Linked DNA regions of Mus musculus: region 2 is linked to region 1. Evidence: chromatin loops called from intact Hi-C (ENCODE). Cell type or tissue: heart. All regions are shown on one strand.

The links. A loop is a pair of places that touch in the nucleus more often than their neighbours do. Peaks named below come from ENCODE experiments on the same cell type or tissue, not always from the same donor. Only the 100,000 strongest peaks of a DNase experiment are listed, where the experiment ranks them.
Region 2: it touches region 1 in a loop (4-fold over the local background); 7 of 42 quality-filtered maps call a loop at or near these places.

What each region holds. Positions count from the first base shown.
Region 1 is chr4:57,901,347-57,909,346 of GRCm38, reverse strand. D630039A03Rik (RIKEN cDNA D630039A03 gene) reads left to right here. Exons shown (of 2, transcript NM_178727.2): 2 at 1-963. Among named protein-coding and RNA genes, the nearest start is that of D630039A03Rik, 11 kb to the left of the region's middle. In heart, CTCF peaks have their summits at 4,948 (motif pointing right) and 7,900 (motif pointing left); a DNase peak (open chromatin) is centred at 4,946; H3K27me3 peaks cover 303 bases.
Region 2 is chr4:57,448,245-57,456,244 of GRCm38, reverse strand. It overlaps a transcript of Pakap not described here and the pseudogene Gm12539. Among named protein-coding and RNA genes, the nearest start is that of 1700042G15Rik, 88 kb to the right of the region's middle. In heart, a CTCF peak has its summit at 4,180 (motif pointing left); no DNase peak of the experiment used is centred here; H3K27ac peaks cover 389 bases.

The sequences.
Region 1 (8,000 bases):
AATCATTAGCCAGGTGTGGCGGCAAATGTGTGGAATCCCAGCCACTGGAGGAAAAGACAATCGGGAGTTCACGACTGCGTTACGTGAGGCCCTATCTCCAACAAAACAACAAACCAACCAAAATAGCTGTCGGTGTTGAAAGTAGTAATGTTGTAATCGCAGCCTAAGGGAGGAGCCTCCTGCTTGGGAGATCGGTATCTCCACAAACTACCTCCTTTGCAGCCTGTAGGATCACTCAGGTCCTTCCTGAAAAGCAGGACCCAAAAGAACACCAGGAACTGATGGATAGACAGACATGAGCAGGTGGGGCTCCGAAGGGGATGCAGGCACAGGAACCAGGGCGGGTTCCCCTATCCTGTGGGTTTCAGAGGAAGGGGCAAGTCACATGGTCAGTCTCTCTCTGATTTGTGGGTAGCAGAGGGAGGGAAGAGCATTCTAGAGTAGGAATTTGGGACTCTGAGGATTTGAGGGGTCGGGAGGAAAGGGCACTTCTAGTTGAGGTGTATCCATTATACATCTGTAGGATGTGTCACCACGAGTAGCCCCTCTAGTATCCCAGTCTGGTGTCTGGTGGGCAGATGTGTCAGCACAGGTAGTCCTCTGGTGTCCCTGAAACTGGCAACTTAGTCCAAGGACACACACACACACACACTCCCACCCCTCAGAGCCCATGAGCCTGTAAACAAACTCCCCAGGTGCCTAAATTCCAGGAGAATCACAGGTACCAGTCTCAATTCACCACTTAACTTTAGGAAGTCACTTCTATTCCTTCGGTAAACAATAAATTCAATACTGTTGTTTTTTAATACTCCAATGAAATTCAAGAACATTTTCTGAAAAAAACCAACTTTGTCTTTTGGTCCTAATTTTTTTTCTTCTCAATTCACATGTAATTGTTTTCTGGTGCTGATATTGTATGTGTCTTATATACAAATGTGTGTGCCCATGTGTGTGGAACCGATACTCATATGGTTATCACGTGTGTTTCATGTACAAGCGTGTGTGCATGTGTGTGTGTGTAAGCTGAGGGTCAACTTCAGGTATCGTTCCTCAAGAGAGGTCCACTTTGGGGGTTTGGTGGCGTTTGGTGTTGCTGTTTTGTGTATGTAAGTGTGTGCTGGGGTTAGTGTGGCAAGTGTGCACCTGTGTCTGTGCACTGAGACCAGAGGAGGAAGCCAGGGGTCTTTTTCTATCCTCTCAGCCTTGCTCCTTTAAGACAGTGTCTTTTAATGAACCTAGAGCTAGGCTGGCAGCCAGCAAGCACCAATGATCTTCTGTCTCCATCCCCACAGAACTAGGATTACCGGTGTGCACAGCCATGACAGCTTTTACACGGGTGCTGGGGAGTCAAACGCAGGTCCTCCAGCTTATACAGCCAGTGCTCCTAACCACTGAGCCACATCCCCAGCCGCTACCTTGTTCTTTGAGACAAGGTCTCTCACTGGGACCAATTAGGCTAGACTGGCTAGTTAGCAAATCTCAAGGACACCCCTGACCCTGCCTCCCCATCTCTGGGATGACAAGCAAGAGCTGCCAAACTCAGCTTTCCCTGTGGTGCTAGGGATCCGAACTCAGGTCCTCAAGCTTGCTCTGAGTTGGGAGCCAGGCTGACCCCGGTGAAAGGGACAAAGGGAATCTAGTTCTGCGTCCTTGCCCAGAGACAGACTTGGCAGGGTCTGGTCAGGGATGGGGCCTGGGCCTCAGGGGAGGTAAGATTCCTGTTTCTGAGGGAAGTCAGCTTTCTCCCTTAAAGGGCTGTGGCTCTCAGTCCTCAGGCAGCTGTGCCTCGGGTATCCTGTGTTCTCTTTGCCAGCCCTGGCTCATTTAGCTCTCTGCTGACCTTGGCCCACTCTCTCCCTATAAGATGGTGTATAAGATGCTGTACTTCCTTTTAGTTTGTTTGGGGTTTTTTGTTTGTTTGTTTGTTTGGTTGGTTGGTTGGGGTTTTTTTGTTGTTGTTGTTGTTTTTTTGTTTTGTTTTTAGACAGGGTTTCTCTGTGTAGCCCTGACTGTCCTGGAACTCATTCTGTAGACCAGGCTGGCCTGAAACTCAGAGATCCACCTGCCTCTGCCTCCCCAATGCTGGGATTAAAGGCATGTCATCTTGTCCAGTTGAGATGCTGAGCTTCTTAATAAACTTGCATGGAATAAGTCGTTGACTCATGCAAGACCTGCCAGCCCCAGCTATTGCTTTTATCTTCTTATCCCTGGTCCTCCCACTCAATGTGCCATCATCTGGGACCCTCATTCCTGCCAGTTCAGGTTGGCATAGTGAGCCTCTACCCACTGAGTGTCCCCCAGATGCTTTGATTTTGTTTTAAACAAGTTAACTACCCTTTGTGTAACTTTGTTCCAATGCACATCTGTCAACTCACATCCTGCTTATGAGTCAAAGAAGAACATCTGGCATATAGAGTTAGCCATCTGAGCATTAATCCAGCTGTTCTTGATGTAAGATTAGGGCAAGTTACTTAATCCCTCCATTTGGTTTCAATCATCTGTGAAGTGAGGGACACAATCCTGCCTTTTGAAAGGACCGAGAATAATGTACATTCTCAATAAGAGGAATGGTTTCCACGTTTTAAAGCTCATTACATCTCTCTCCTTAATTTTCTTTTCCAGCATCCTCCTCCAACACTTGCCTCTGCTTCAAAGATTGACAGCCTCTAGCCACAACCCCCTGATCAAATTCAATCCATTCTTCTAAGTGTTGCTGCTCTTTCCCCTGCAGCATCCATGAAGCTCGCCCTTGATTTCTGATACCACCTTCTCCTTCTTCTTCTCCTCCTCCTCTTCCGCCTCCTCTTCCTCCTCCTTCTCTTCTTCCACCTCCTCTGCCTCCGCCTCCGCCTCCTCCTCTTCTGCCTCCTCCTCCGACTCCTCCTCCTCCTCCTCCTCCTCTTCTGCCTCCTCCTCCTCCTGTGTTTTGGGTGTCCCCTCCATGGTTTATGAGCTCCTTCATATCTGATTCATCTTATTGTCCAAGCCCACAGCTTGGTACATGGAACCAGCACTCAGTAAAAGACTGTGCGTGCTCTGCACCCGTGGACCTGTCAGAAGAGTGAGGAAATGTGGGCCACAAAGCTTTAGCCCCTCCCACTTGGCCAATTCTCTCCCAGCCCTTAATTCAAAGACTCTTCCCGACTTATTATTCCTTATGTATTTCCTGCTAGGGCAGCAGTAAAATTTCGCTGGACATAAGGACAATAGATGGTGATGTATTTCGGAGCTGAAAAGACCGCGTGATCCAAACACAGTAATGAGGGTTCGAACGGACTGGAAGGCCGTGCATCAGGGTTTGCTGTGGTAACAAGCAACCGTAGATCTCAACACAGAGGCTAATTTTCACTCTGCTGTGCACCGGACTCTCCTCCATGGACAGTGTTGTCCCCAGCTATATGCTAGCATTGAATGACTATGGGCTCCCCCCCAGTCAGTGTAGCAGAAGGCAGTGGATTCTTAGTCCTGTGCTGGTTCATAAATCACTTTTGCTCACATTTCATTGTCCAAGTCAGTCACACAGTTTCCCTCCGTGTGTGTAAGTATAGTCATCCCCTTATGGTTGGGGGGTGGGGTGTGTGTGAAGAAATGGAAACGTGGCCAGATCAGCCAATCAGGAAAACAAACCAGTGACTACAAAAAGTGGGCGAAGATTCATCCTACCTGGCCACACTGGCAGGAGGAACAATGGCTCCTCACGGCCACCTTCAGGGTAGGAATATGAGGTTTACATCTAGAGACAAGAGGCATGCATAGCTAAGTGGTCACACTTTAAGTCCAAGTGTGGTCTGCCCTTCACCATCTGGGTTCCAGCATGCCACCAAAGCCTGCACAAGTTTAGCTTTGCTATAGGCTGCATCCCCGAGTTGGAAGGGAGCTGAGAATTGAGTTCCTAGGAAGAGGGAGGGGGCGGGCTGATCTTTGTGTCAATCCCCTTCTTTCTTACATGGCTGCTTCAGCTAAGAACATTAGACCAGAACCACATCACTCACACACTTACCTTCCTGAGTCTAGCAAACCTGCTCCGGGAGAAGGACTCAGATCACTGCCTGGGCTATCGCGCACGTGCACTCACACACGCACATGCACACCCCACCACCTTTACCCTGAGTGGGTTTTGTTTTTTGCTTTTTGTTTTTGGCAGGGGTGTGTGTGTGTGTTGTTATTGTTATTTGTTTGTTTCCTGTTGCTGTTTTATTAAAGAAAGGAAGAAAGAAAGAGAGAAAGAAAGAAAGAAAGAAAGAAAGAAAGAAAGAAAGAAAGAAAGAAAGAAGAAGGAAAAGGGAGCCAAGGATGTTTGGTAGAGATATGTATAGTATAGAATAGGGTTTATTTAGGGCATGGGAAAGGAAGTTGGGAAGGGAGTACAGACAGACGAGGGGAGGGGGGGGCGGTAGGAGCAGAGGAGGAGAGGCCGACCAGGAGTGCGTGGAGAGAGATGAGGGAGGGTAACGGTGAAAGAATGAACAGAGAGGGAGGGTAAGAGAGCAAGAGAGTGAGGAGGGAGCAAGCAGTCCCTTTTATAGTGAGTCAGACATACCTGGATGTTGCTAGGTAACTGTGGGCGGAGCCTAAAAGAAAACGCTGACATCTGTGCTGGTCAGAACTATGTTCTCCACAATTAGCCAAAGGCTTTCCCGAGGTAGAAAACCACCGACTCTCACAGTTATGTGTATGAGATGGACAACCTTCACTCAGGGGATCCTTGCCTGCCAATTCCACGACTTCCTTATGCCACAGGCAGTACCCTTCCTGGGGCTCAGAGCAGGGAGTTGGGGTTCTAATCTCTCTGCTGCTGGAACCTCGGTGACCCTTACTGAACCGAGTTTCTCAACTGTAATTGGAGGTGATAAAACTTCTGGAACAGTGGTAGAAATGAGTTTCCCCTAAACTAAGAATAAATATCTAAACCAACCTGTGCAGCGGAGCCAACCTATCCTTCTCCACTAGGGGGCAGGCTCCCCACACTGTCTCAGTCAGAGTGCCCAACTTCGAACTCTGATAGCACGGTTGTGTATTCTCTTTTGGTTTGGTTTGGTTTTGAGACAGGGTCTCCTTACCTAGCACTGATTGTCCTGGAGCTCACTATATAGACCAGGCTGGTCTAAAACACACAAAAATTTCCCCATCTCTGCCTGTCGAGTGCTGAAATTAAAGACATGAGCCACTCCATCTGGCACCCAACTCTTAAGACTTGAATGTAAAACTCCTTTCAAACTGGCTGATTTGGCACATGTCTGTACTTCAGATGAAACCCCAAGTAAGCGCTAGCGTTTTGCATGCCCTGGGCCCACCTGGAAGGCTTGTTAACAGATCGCAGGCCTCTGCCATCAATCAGCACAGCCATGCTGAAATTTAGGCGGCAGGGGGGTGGGGTGGGGAGAGGACACCACACCGAGAGCTACTATTCTTGGTAATGTAGCCAAAATTGGCAATTTTTAGAATGTAGGGTTGTTTGTTTTTGTTTTGTTTTGTTTTGTTTTGTTTTGTTTTGAGACTTTTATTTGCGGTGGTGAATATAGGGACTATTTTTGAGGAAAAGAGGGAAACTCCCTTTCAGTGGTGTACCTCACCCTACCCAGCATTAGGGTGAGAGATGGAGAGAGCCGTGGGCAGAGATAAACGCCCATGACATTACTCTGGCTGTGCCTCTGCTCAGTGAGAGCTTCCATCCACAAAGATGATTCATCTACCAGGTACCATTCATCCTTTCATCTCTCCTTTATCTGTATCCTGGTGACTCCCTCACCTGGCTACATTTAAATCCTCCCCCTGAATTCCCTAAACTGAGGTTCATAATCAAGGCCAATAGCTTACCAGGACCCTCGGTCCCAGCTGAGAAACAAGAGGAAGAAAATACTGGTTGTGGGAAAAAGCTGTGGCTTCTGCTACCCAACCTATACATTAGAGGACATTTCTAATCTCTTTTCTTGTTGTTGAAAACAAACAAACAAAAAAACTCACAGAGTGAGTTCCAGGACAGCCGGGGCTACACAGAGAAACCCTGTCTCGAAAACAAAAAACAAAAAACAAAAAAAACAAAAAACAAAAAACCTCACTATGTAGCCCAGGCGAGCCTTGAACTACTGATTGCCCTGCCTCTGCGTCTGGAGCTCTGATATTATAGTCATGCTCTCTCTGCCAGGCTTGAGTTGATTCTTGTTATATGCTGCCTGCCTGGATTGGCTTCACTTGAGCACGGCGGTATTTTGTGTTGGTCTTATTTTTTGGGACAAGGTCTCATGAAACCCAGGCTGACCTTGAACTTGCAATGAAGCTAAGGATAACGCGGAACTTCTGATCTTTGTGTCTCTACCTCCTGGGTGCTGGGATTACAGGTATGTACACATCTGATTTATTCTGTGCTGGAGGTGAAACCCAAGGTTGGTGACATCTTGTCAGGGCCTCCATGGACCTTCGGGTCTCACTTTCATTGACCTGGGTTTCCAAGGGTGAGGAGGCTCCTTTTTGGGGAACAACCTCTATCATATTTCGTCATGTCGGCTCTGTAGGCAGAACAGAACAGGAAGTGGTCCACAGGAGACTCTTGACAAAAGCCAAAGAGGCTTAAGCTCCTCCCACCAACCCGTAGGTCTTGATGGGAGCCCCTGCTTTGCTTTAGGGACCCATTTCAGTGGGCTTTCTTTTTGTGGTGCAGTAAGAGAACTAGAAAAATCCCTGAATTTCCTCATTGAGGCCACCTTGTCTGTCGTAAAAGCCTTCTAGAAGCACACTGAGAATGCGGTGTGTTGGAAGACGTTTTCACTGCCACTACCAGTGTTTGTTATCGCCGCCGTGTTTTGAAACGGGCTCTTGCTATGTAGCACACACTGACCTCAGACTTCTTCATCCTCCTGCCTCAGCGCCTTGGATTGCTGAGATTCTAGTCCAGCTTCAGCATTGTTATCCAGTGCACTAGAAGTGTGTAGAGGTCGAAGAGTGCTGAGAAATAACACGAGGAGGACGTCACGGAAGCCTGGAAGGCACTGACTGGAAACTCCTGAAAGCCTGCCTGCCGTGCTCAGCCAGCGATGAAGAGGGGCGGCCAAGGGATATTTTAGTGGCTCAGAGTGATTAGCTTCAGAGTGGATTGGAGTCGCCAACGGATCTCCATCTTGCATCCTAGAGTACAGCGTGCTTGGTCCCTCTGAGTTGTGTTCTACCACCTTTTCCTGGGAATGGAAAATTCTCCAAGTTTCTTCCACACCTACACACTCTAAAAGCTCTGCGAGTTGAGATCCAGCCGTCTGCCTCAGCAAGCCTTCTAAGGTGCTCTGAGACAAGCTCAGGTAAGAACCACTATGGCTGGCCATGGTGGTAGAGGTTTAATTGTTCTGACAGTTCCGAGGCTGAGGCAAGAAGACCGCAAGTTCAAGGCTAGGCTGGGCTGCAGAGACCCAGTGTCTGGAACGCAGTCTATGCCGGCTTCGATGTGTGATCAGTATAGATTGGTCATGTCTGCTAGATTTTAAGTCACTTTAAGCTAAACATGTGGTAGTAGTGTCCCTTAGTACTTTGACAAAGACAGAAGAAAAATGCTCATTAGTTGTGGAGAAATATTTTAGACTAAAGAATATCAGTCTTTAAGCCTCTTTAAGAGGAGTAAGAGCTCATAACTGCTGAGCCATCTTTCCAACACCTTGTTTTGTTTCTGAGACAGTGTCTATGTAGCCCAGGCTACCCTGCAACTCACTATGTAGGCCAGGTTGGGTTTGGACTTGTGTCCACTCTTCTGTTTCTGCCACTCAAGTTGAGTCCTGGGATTATTGAGTGACCACACCTAGTTGAGAGTGGTTTTTCATTGAGGTTTTTGAAGAATTCCTGTCTATTCTGAAGGGTCGGAACCCCTAGGGAAGACTCTAGGCTAGGGCCTGCCTTTCCTTTAGCACCACTGCCACCATGTGGCCACTCGCAGGCAAACACGAGCCTCGTTAACCCAAACCAACAAAACCCCACCCTTTCTGTTATCATTTAAGGCAATCTTTCTCTATCTTCCTAAT
Region 2 (8,000 bases), 450 kb after region 1:
ACGTTTTGTCTCCATATTTCCTCCTGTGACTATTTTGTTCACCCTTCTAAAAAGCATTGAAGCATCCACATTATGGTCTTCATTCTTCTTAGGCTTCATACCCAAATAGCACCAAGAGAGAGCTGGCCTCCCGGGAGTGCAGATAACAGGTCCAATCTTTAATGGTTCCTCAGAAACTAGAAGCCAAGCTTCTCCAGATAAAGGAGCGACACCAGGAAGAGAAGAGGTTCCTGGAAAGCACGGATCCCTTTAACGGTGAACTTAAAAGGTTATACGGTCGAAGATGAGAGTAAACATGGCGAAAATTGCAGCTGATATTGCATGGGCGGAGGAACAGGCCTGCAGAAGGCGGGAGGAGAAGGGGAAAGGAGGCAGCAGAGCAAGCTGAGTGCAGTCAGAGCATCATCCCCGGGAAAGAGCAAGCGGAAAACAAAGCTGAGGAGGAGAAGGACAAAGTGCACAGCCGATGGATGGAGACAAAGAAGACACGCCTTGAAGAGACAGCTGAGAGCCAACAGAATGGGGAAGGCAGTCTACTCCTGAGGACAAGGAGAGGGGGTAGAGGGGTGATTGACAGCTCAGAGGGAGAGGGCCCAGTGATGGTAATACTGGCTCAGAGAGCAGCAACGTGACATAGGGGAGCCGCCCATAGACCCCATGCCAGAAGACAAGAAAAAGAAATAAGTGTGGCCTTATTTTATGTGTCCTAGAACTTTTTTAAATGGGAAAAGGGGGGATATTTTTGATGTTTTTTAAAAAGGTATTTAGGGGAGCCTCTTTTATGGAAATGGATATAAGGATAAAGGTCAAACTTATTGAATAGAAAAGATTAATTTTTTTATTAATCAGTTTGAATCTTATCTCTGTCTCTACATCGCTTAGACTGCCATCATTTAGAATAGCGAAAGGATCTCAATTGCCATGGAGACTCCCTAATTTAATTCCTTAATCTTCTTGAACATCATTCAGAGGACCAAGCCCTTCCCAGACATTAGCATCTGGGTGTCCATTAAGTGACTCAAACTTTCTTATTCTAAGCCCTACGTGCTTCTCCCTCCCAAGCCTAGTTCTTCTTTTAGTAAATAGCATTTTATTTGCCTACAGATTAAGCCAAAATGCCTTGGCCCCATTTATGAGACCTCTTCTACTATCATCAGAACCTGCCAAGGCCACCCCAAAACTACTCTACAATCTAGTTTTAGTTAGAGTTTCTATAGTTGTGATGAAACACCATGCCAAGCAACTTGGGAAGAATGGGCTTACTTGTCTTATAGTTCCATGTTTTAGTCCACTATTGAAGGAAGCTAGGACAGGAACTGGAAGGCAGGAGCTGAGGCAGAGGCTATGGAGATGCTCTGCTTACTGGCTTGCTCACTCTGGCTAGCTCAGCTTGCTGTCTTATAGAACCCAGAACCACCAGTGCAGGGATGGTCCCACCCACAACGGACTGGTCCCTCCCACATCAATCACTGATTAATAAAATGCCTTAAAGGCTTGCCTACAGCCCCATCTTATGGAAGCATTCTTTTTTGGAGAGGCATCTTTTTTTAACTTTTTGACTCTGTGAGTTTCACATCATGTAAGCGAATCCCACTCATCTTCCCATCCCTTCATATCTGCCCTCCATTTTTGCAACCTCCTCCTCAATCCCCAAAAAGGAAATAAAGAAGATTTTTTTTTAAAATCTTGTTATGGAAGCTGTAGTGTCTCACACAGCATACTCTTTTGTCTACACATCTTTACTTGCAAATGTTCATTGTAATGAGTCTGGTTCAAGGCTCTGGTTTCTGCTACTCTATCAATACTGGATCCTCTCTGGGACTCCTCTAAAATATTCTGTTGTTGCCTTGTGTCATGGGAATCCTGCATTTTTGTATCTGCAGGACTGATCCCTTCATATTCTCCAGCACTTCATAGATTGGGTAGCTGTTGGGGTGGGCCAACTCAAAGCCCCGGATCTAGACCTGGGTGGTAGCTGAGTTCACCAGCCTGCCAGATCTCCTGCATCCACATCACCAGTGTTTTTTCCTGAACTGACCAGGCTAGCTCACCTGATGCCTCAGCCTGCAAGGGGCAGGGCTAGCTCTCCCTCAGGGCTGGCCTCCTCTCACCCATGTCAACAGGGCCAGCTCTACTGCACTGCCCAGTGGCAGGGCAGGCTGCTCCCTCAAGTGCTGCAGCCAGAGGGGCAAGGAAGGGAGATGATCTCTCCCTCACCCATGCCTCCACACAACAGAGGAATTGCAGGGCCAACTCTCCTGTGCTCATATCCCCAGGGCCAGCTCACCCTGCCCCCAACACCAGGGTCAGCTCGACTGTGCCACCCAGGCAAGGTGCATGGCCTGCTCTCTTGAACGATGTATGGAAGCATTTTTAAATGACATTCCCTCCTCTAAATGACTTCAGCTTATGTCAAGTTGACATACACTAAGCAGCACAGCACACAAGCACATCACTGTTGAGCCACAACCTTTCTTGTCCCATTCACCCCCAAGATCACACGTTACTACGAACATTACAATATAAAACATTTCAAGCTTTAAAAATCCCAATCTTTAAAATTTCATACAAAAAGGTCGAAGTCTCCTTTTTTCTTTTTTCTTTTTTCTTTTTTTTTTTTTTTTTTTTTTTGGTTTTGGTTTTGGTTTTTCGAGACAGGGTTTCTCTGTGCAGCCCTGGCTATTCTGGAACTCACTCTGTAGACCAGGCTGGCCTCGAACTCAGAAATCCGCCTGCCTCTGCCTTCCAAGTGCTGGGATTAAAGGTGTGAGCCACCACACCCGGCAAGGTTGAAGTCTCTTAAAATACCCAAATTCTGTTTTGAAATCCAAAGAATTTGTAAAATTCCAAAATTTCTTTAAAAGTTAAAAATCTCTCAACTATGGGCTGCTGTAAAATAATAAGTATCTTAAATGCTTTCTTACTCCAAAGAGGAAGAACCAGGAGGGCAGCTACAACCTCAACAAAGCAAAACCAAACTCCAACTGTGTAAATAACAAAATGTCTAATGGGCTCAGGTCACTTCTCTGGCTCTACAGCACACACAGCTTGTCTTCTGAGCTCAGGCCGGCTCCACTCCACCGCTGCAGCTCTTCTTGATGATCATCCTATGGTATTGGCATCTCCAAATGCTGGGGTCTTCCGCTGCAATTGGGTTTCACCAATTCCGCTGCAATTGGGTTTCACCAATAACCTCTCCTGGGCTTGCTTCATGGTGCCAAGCCTTAGCTGCTCTCCGTGACCCCTCTATGCCTTCACCAACAATACCGCCTGGTTGAGTCTTGCACATTACAAAGTTCAGCTGCCAGCATGAAGGCCAACCTTGGCTGTGTCTGAGACAAAGCTTATCATCTTAATGATGTTGGTCTCTTACTCAGAGCTGAGTCTTCAGCCCCAGCTCATCCATATCCATTGTCCCAGCAAACCACGGGTTTGTGTTTCTGGTATCTTGTTAACCACAGCAGATTCTTCAGCCCCAGCTAACCAGAACTACAGAGTCTTCAGGCAAATGACCTGGTAGAGTCTTTGCATTCCTCTGCAACCTCACAAGCCAGGCCTCCATGTTCGGCACGGCTCTCAACAGTCTTACCATCCAAGCTCCTACAGAATAGCCCAGAGCTCTCAACACTCAATGGCTTTTCTAGCCCAAAGTTCCAAAGTCCTTCCACAACCCTCCAAAACAACATAGTCAGGCCTATCACAGCAACTTCCCATGATTCTGATACCAATTTCTGTTTCTTTTAGGGTTGCTACTGTGGTGATGAAACACCATGGACAAAGCAATCTGAGGCAGGAAAGGGTTTACTTAGCTTACGCTTCCACATCTTAGTCCATCATTAAAGGAAGTCAGGGCAGAGACTCAAGCAGGGAAGGGACCTAGAGGCCTGGGAGGAGTGCTGCTTCCTGGCTTGTCCTCCTGGCTTGCTCAGCCTGCTTTCTTATAGAACCAAGACCATCAGCCCAGAGGTAGTACCACCTTCCTCCCCTGGGCCCTCCTCCATCAGTCACTAATTAAGAAAATGCCCTACAGGCTTGCCTACAGCCCAATCTTATGAAGGCATTTTCTCACATGAAAGTCCCTTCCTTTGAGATTACTTTAGCTTGTAGCGTAAAACTAGCCAGCACAAAGCTCAGTCTTTTATGACAGTCCAAGTGTGACCCTTTGCGGTGACCTCTACTGCCACCTCCTGGTTGCCAGATAGTGTCACTTATATTCTGACTTCCTGAGACCCACAGAAAATTGCTGGTGAACAGGCTGAGCTCTGCATCTAGAATTAGTCCTGTTCATGGGCGACTCCAAACTGTCAGTCCCCTGCCCCCCATCCCAGTCCCCTAAAATCTATTTGGTGCACTAACTCCCCTGATAGGTCAACTTCCCTCTCCCTCTTTCTGCCCATTTCTTCCTACTTGGATTCACTTACTCCTCCCAAGACCCTTGGTTGATCACAAAGACACACACACACACACACACACACACATACACACACGCACACCATGCTAAGCCACTGGCTAATTTTTCACAAGCAACAAACACTTTCTTCTCAACTCAGAGATGCAATGGTTTAGAAAACACGAGCATTCTCCTTTCCTCAAGAAAAAAAAAAAGTGGGAGAAGGAATAAAGAAATCTATCATAGTATTTCACAGCCCAGATGAAAGGCCCCAGCTAGTGGGTAAAGCAGGGAAGAGTCAAGAATTTCGAATGACAAATGTCTGAGTTTTTTCCTAAAGCTGAAGTCGTCTCAGAGTGTTGGAAAAAAAAACTGTGTGAGTGGTGGGCTGTTGCGCGCGCCCAACAGGCCAGGAAGAACGACGCTGCTACAGGATCCTTCTGCACACATTTATTCAGTCCTGTTTCTTCTTTCTCCATATATCTCCCTTGTTTATATCTTCCTTGTTTATATCTCCCTTGTTTTTATATCTCCCTTGTTTTTATATCTCCCCTGTTTATATCTCCCTTGTTTTTATATCTCCCTTGTTTTTATATCTCCCTTGTTTTTATATCTCCCTTGTTTATATCTCCCTTGTTTTTATATCTCCCTTGTTTATATATCTCCCCTGTTTATATCTCCCCTGTTTATATCTCCCTTGTTTATATATCTCCCTTGTTTTTATATCTCCCTTGTTTTTATATCTCCCTTGTTTATATATCTCCCTTGTTTTTATATCTCCCCCGAACCCTGGGCCTCTCACTCTTTTATACTCTCAGTTCCCATCCACGCACAGCAGGCCACGCCACCTCACCAGGCACGCAGCTTCAGCTAATCAGGGCAGCAGGGGCAAATCTCCACCAAATTGGATTCACCTGTATCCTGGTACACCTGCGCAGCACTCAAGATGTTTGTGTCTTATATGAGGAAGTCAGGTGCAAGTCATATGACTTAGCTGCAGTCCCTGGCGCCTTTGGGACTGCCGCCACACCCGCTCCCCACAATTCCCCCTTTTTTCTTTTTTGGCAGAGAGAATGTCTGTAGAAAGCCCCCCGCAGCCATGCCCCTTACCCGTCCTTGGGTGACAAACAGCATTGGTTTGATCCCTGTCTTAGGTTGGTGACATGCCCAGGGAGTCTTATCACTGACTACCTCTCAATCATGCCAAGCCACTCCTGGGGAGATTGTGTTTTGCTTGCAGCAGGTGCATCAAAAGGCCAGGATGTTACTTAACCTATGGCCAGATCTTAATTGCTGCAAGCAAGCCTCATGGGTGAAGGTAGAGGTCTGATCCCCAGTGTGCAAGCATAGGGGCCCTACACAAAACCATCCCTTAGGCTCATCACCCAGAGAGGTCTTGGCCAGCTCCTGTGTCGTTTTTCCTGGGGGAAGGGAACTAGGACACTGAACCTTCATGCAATCAGACGTGCCTTCCACAGGATGCCAACAGCAAGCTATCCTCTGTGCAGTGCTTAGCCTCGCAACCCATGGCATAACGCAGCATAATTTCTTTTAGAGCGGCAAACCGAATCTGAGGAGATTGTCCCGCCTCCACTGCAGCAAAAGCCTACGCTACCATGGCGAAAGTGCGGACCCGCACACTCTGCACCTAACACATGTGCCAAACACAAAACACACACACACTATAACAAGCATACATCCCAGGGCTCTCATCCCTGCTCATCTTCCCTGAAGCAAGGGATAGATAGCCAGAGGGGCTATCTCTTTAAGGGAAATTCAGGGATCAAAAAGCGTGGAAAAATTTGAATGTCATGTCGAGCTGGTATTGGCGCTTCTGGAACACCGAAAGGATCTCTCATCTCGGCTCCATCCTTTGTGCTTGTGGGATCATCCACCACATCCACAGGGGCAACTGGATCAGGAGCCTCATTCTTGTAGCGTCTCACCAATCTCTCCGGCACCCAAAGAGGTTCCGTCTGGTCCATGAACTTACCCTGCCGGCAACCACTGACTGCTGAAAGTTCTGAACTCGGTGGGGGAGTCGGTTCCCCGTACAGGCCACCAATTGTCGCGTCCGCTCTCGACCAGCAAGAACGATGCGACCACCAGTCCTTCTAACAGCAGTTTATTCAGTCTTCATCTCTCTTCTTTCTCTTCATCAGTACCTTTCCCCAGCTGAAGAGTTCTGAATCCACGCCGGATCCTTCTCAACAGTCTGTTTTATGGGAACCTTTATTAACCCCTTCTTCCCTGTGATGCAGTTCTGAATCCTCCCTGTAGCAGGGGGTCTTCGCTCGTGACTGAAGATGTTTCTTTTCCCGGGTTTCCTCGTCCCAGGTCTTCTTGTCCCAGGTCTTCTCGTCTCATCCCGGGTCTCAGCACCAACTCTTGCGCGCGCCCAACAGGCCAGGAAGAACGACGCTGCTACAGGATCCTTCTGCACACATTTATTCAGTCCTGTTTCTTCTTTCTCCATATATCTCCCTTGTTTATATCTTCCTTGTTTATATCTCCCTTGTTTTTATATCTCCCTTGTTTTTATATCTCCCCTGTTTATATCTCCCTTGTTTTTATATCTCCCTTGTTTTTATATCTCCCTTGTTTTTATATCTCCCTTGTTTATATCTCCCTTGTTTTTATATCTCCCTTGTTTATATATCTCCCCTGTTTATATCTCCCCTGTTTATATCTCCCTTGTTTATATATCTCCCTTGTTTTTATATCTCCCTTGTTTATATATCTCCCTTGTTTTTATATCTCCCCCGAACCCTGGGCCTCTCACTCTTTTATACTCTCAGTTCCCATCCACGCACAGCAGGCCACGCCACCTCACCAGGCACGCAGCTTCAGCTAATCAGGGCAGCAGGGGCAAATCTCCACCAAATTGGATTCACCTGTATCCTGGTACACCTGCGCAGCACTCAAGATGTTTGTGTCTTATATGAGGAAGTCAGGTGCAAGTCATATGACTTAGCTGCAGTCCCTGGCGCCTTTGGGACTGCCGCCACACCCGCTCCCCACAGTGGGCCACAGGGAAGCCAGCCTGGAGACCCTGAGGTTTCCTTCCACTCGCTGACATCTATTTTACAGAGACTTCATTTTTTCAATGCCCAAGCTTCCAGCCACAAGACAGTGTAATCTGAATAGAGACACAGGTATTTATTGACTCTGTTCTAAGTCAGCAGCATATCAGCTTGAAGAGCTTTGGAAGGGACTAGTCAGCTCATAAAACTAAGTGTTTGACCATGTGATCTGGAAAATAAGCTGGAGAAATGAGAAGAGCTGAAGACCCAACTTTCTCTCATCAACAGCGGTGTGTTAGCAATGGCAACCTGCCACTGTGTCAGCAATATCATCCTGTCATTGTAGAACCAGACTTGAGTTCTCAACTCAGAGACCACAGCACGGTTGACTACATCCTACCATCCCTACCGCCATAGCTTTGGCCCAGTTACCACCAAGTCTCAGCCACCTCAGGGTGTAGTGGCCTCCTAGCTGTGCCGGGATATTCTCCTTTGTCCACAAGTTAGATTGTGTGGCCTTTCTGCTTAAACTTTCCTTTGACCAAAGTGGCTTGGGGACGGGGAGTGGCTGAGGAGATGGCTTGTCC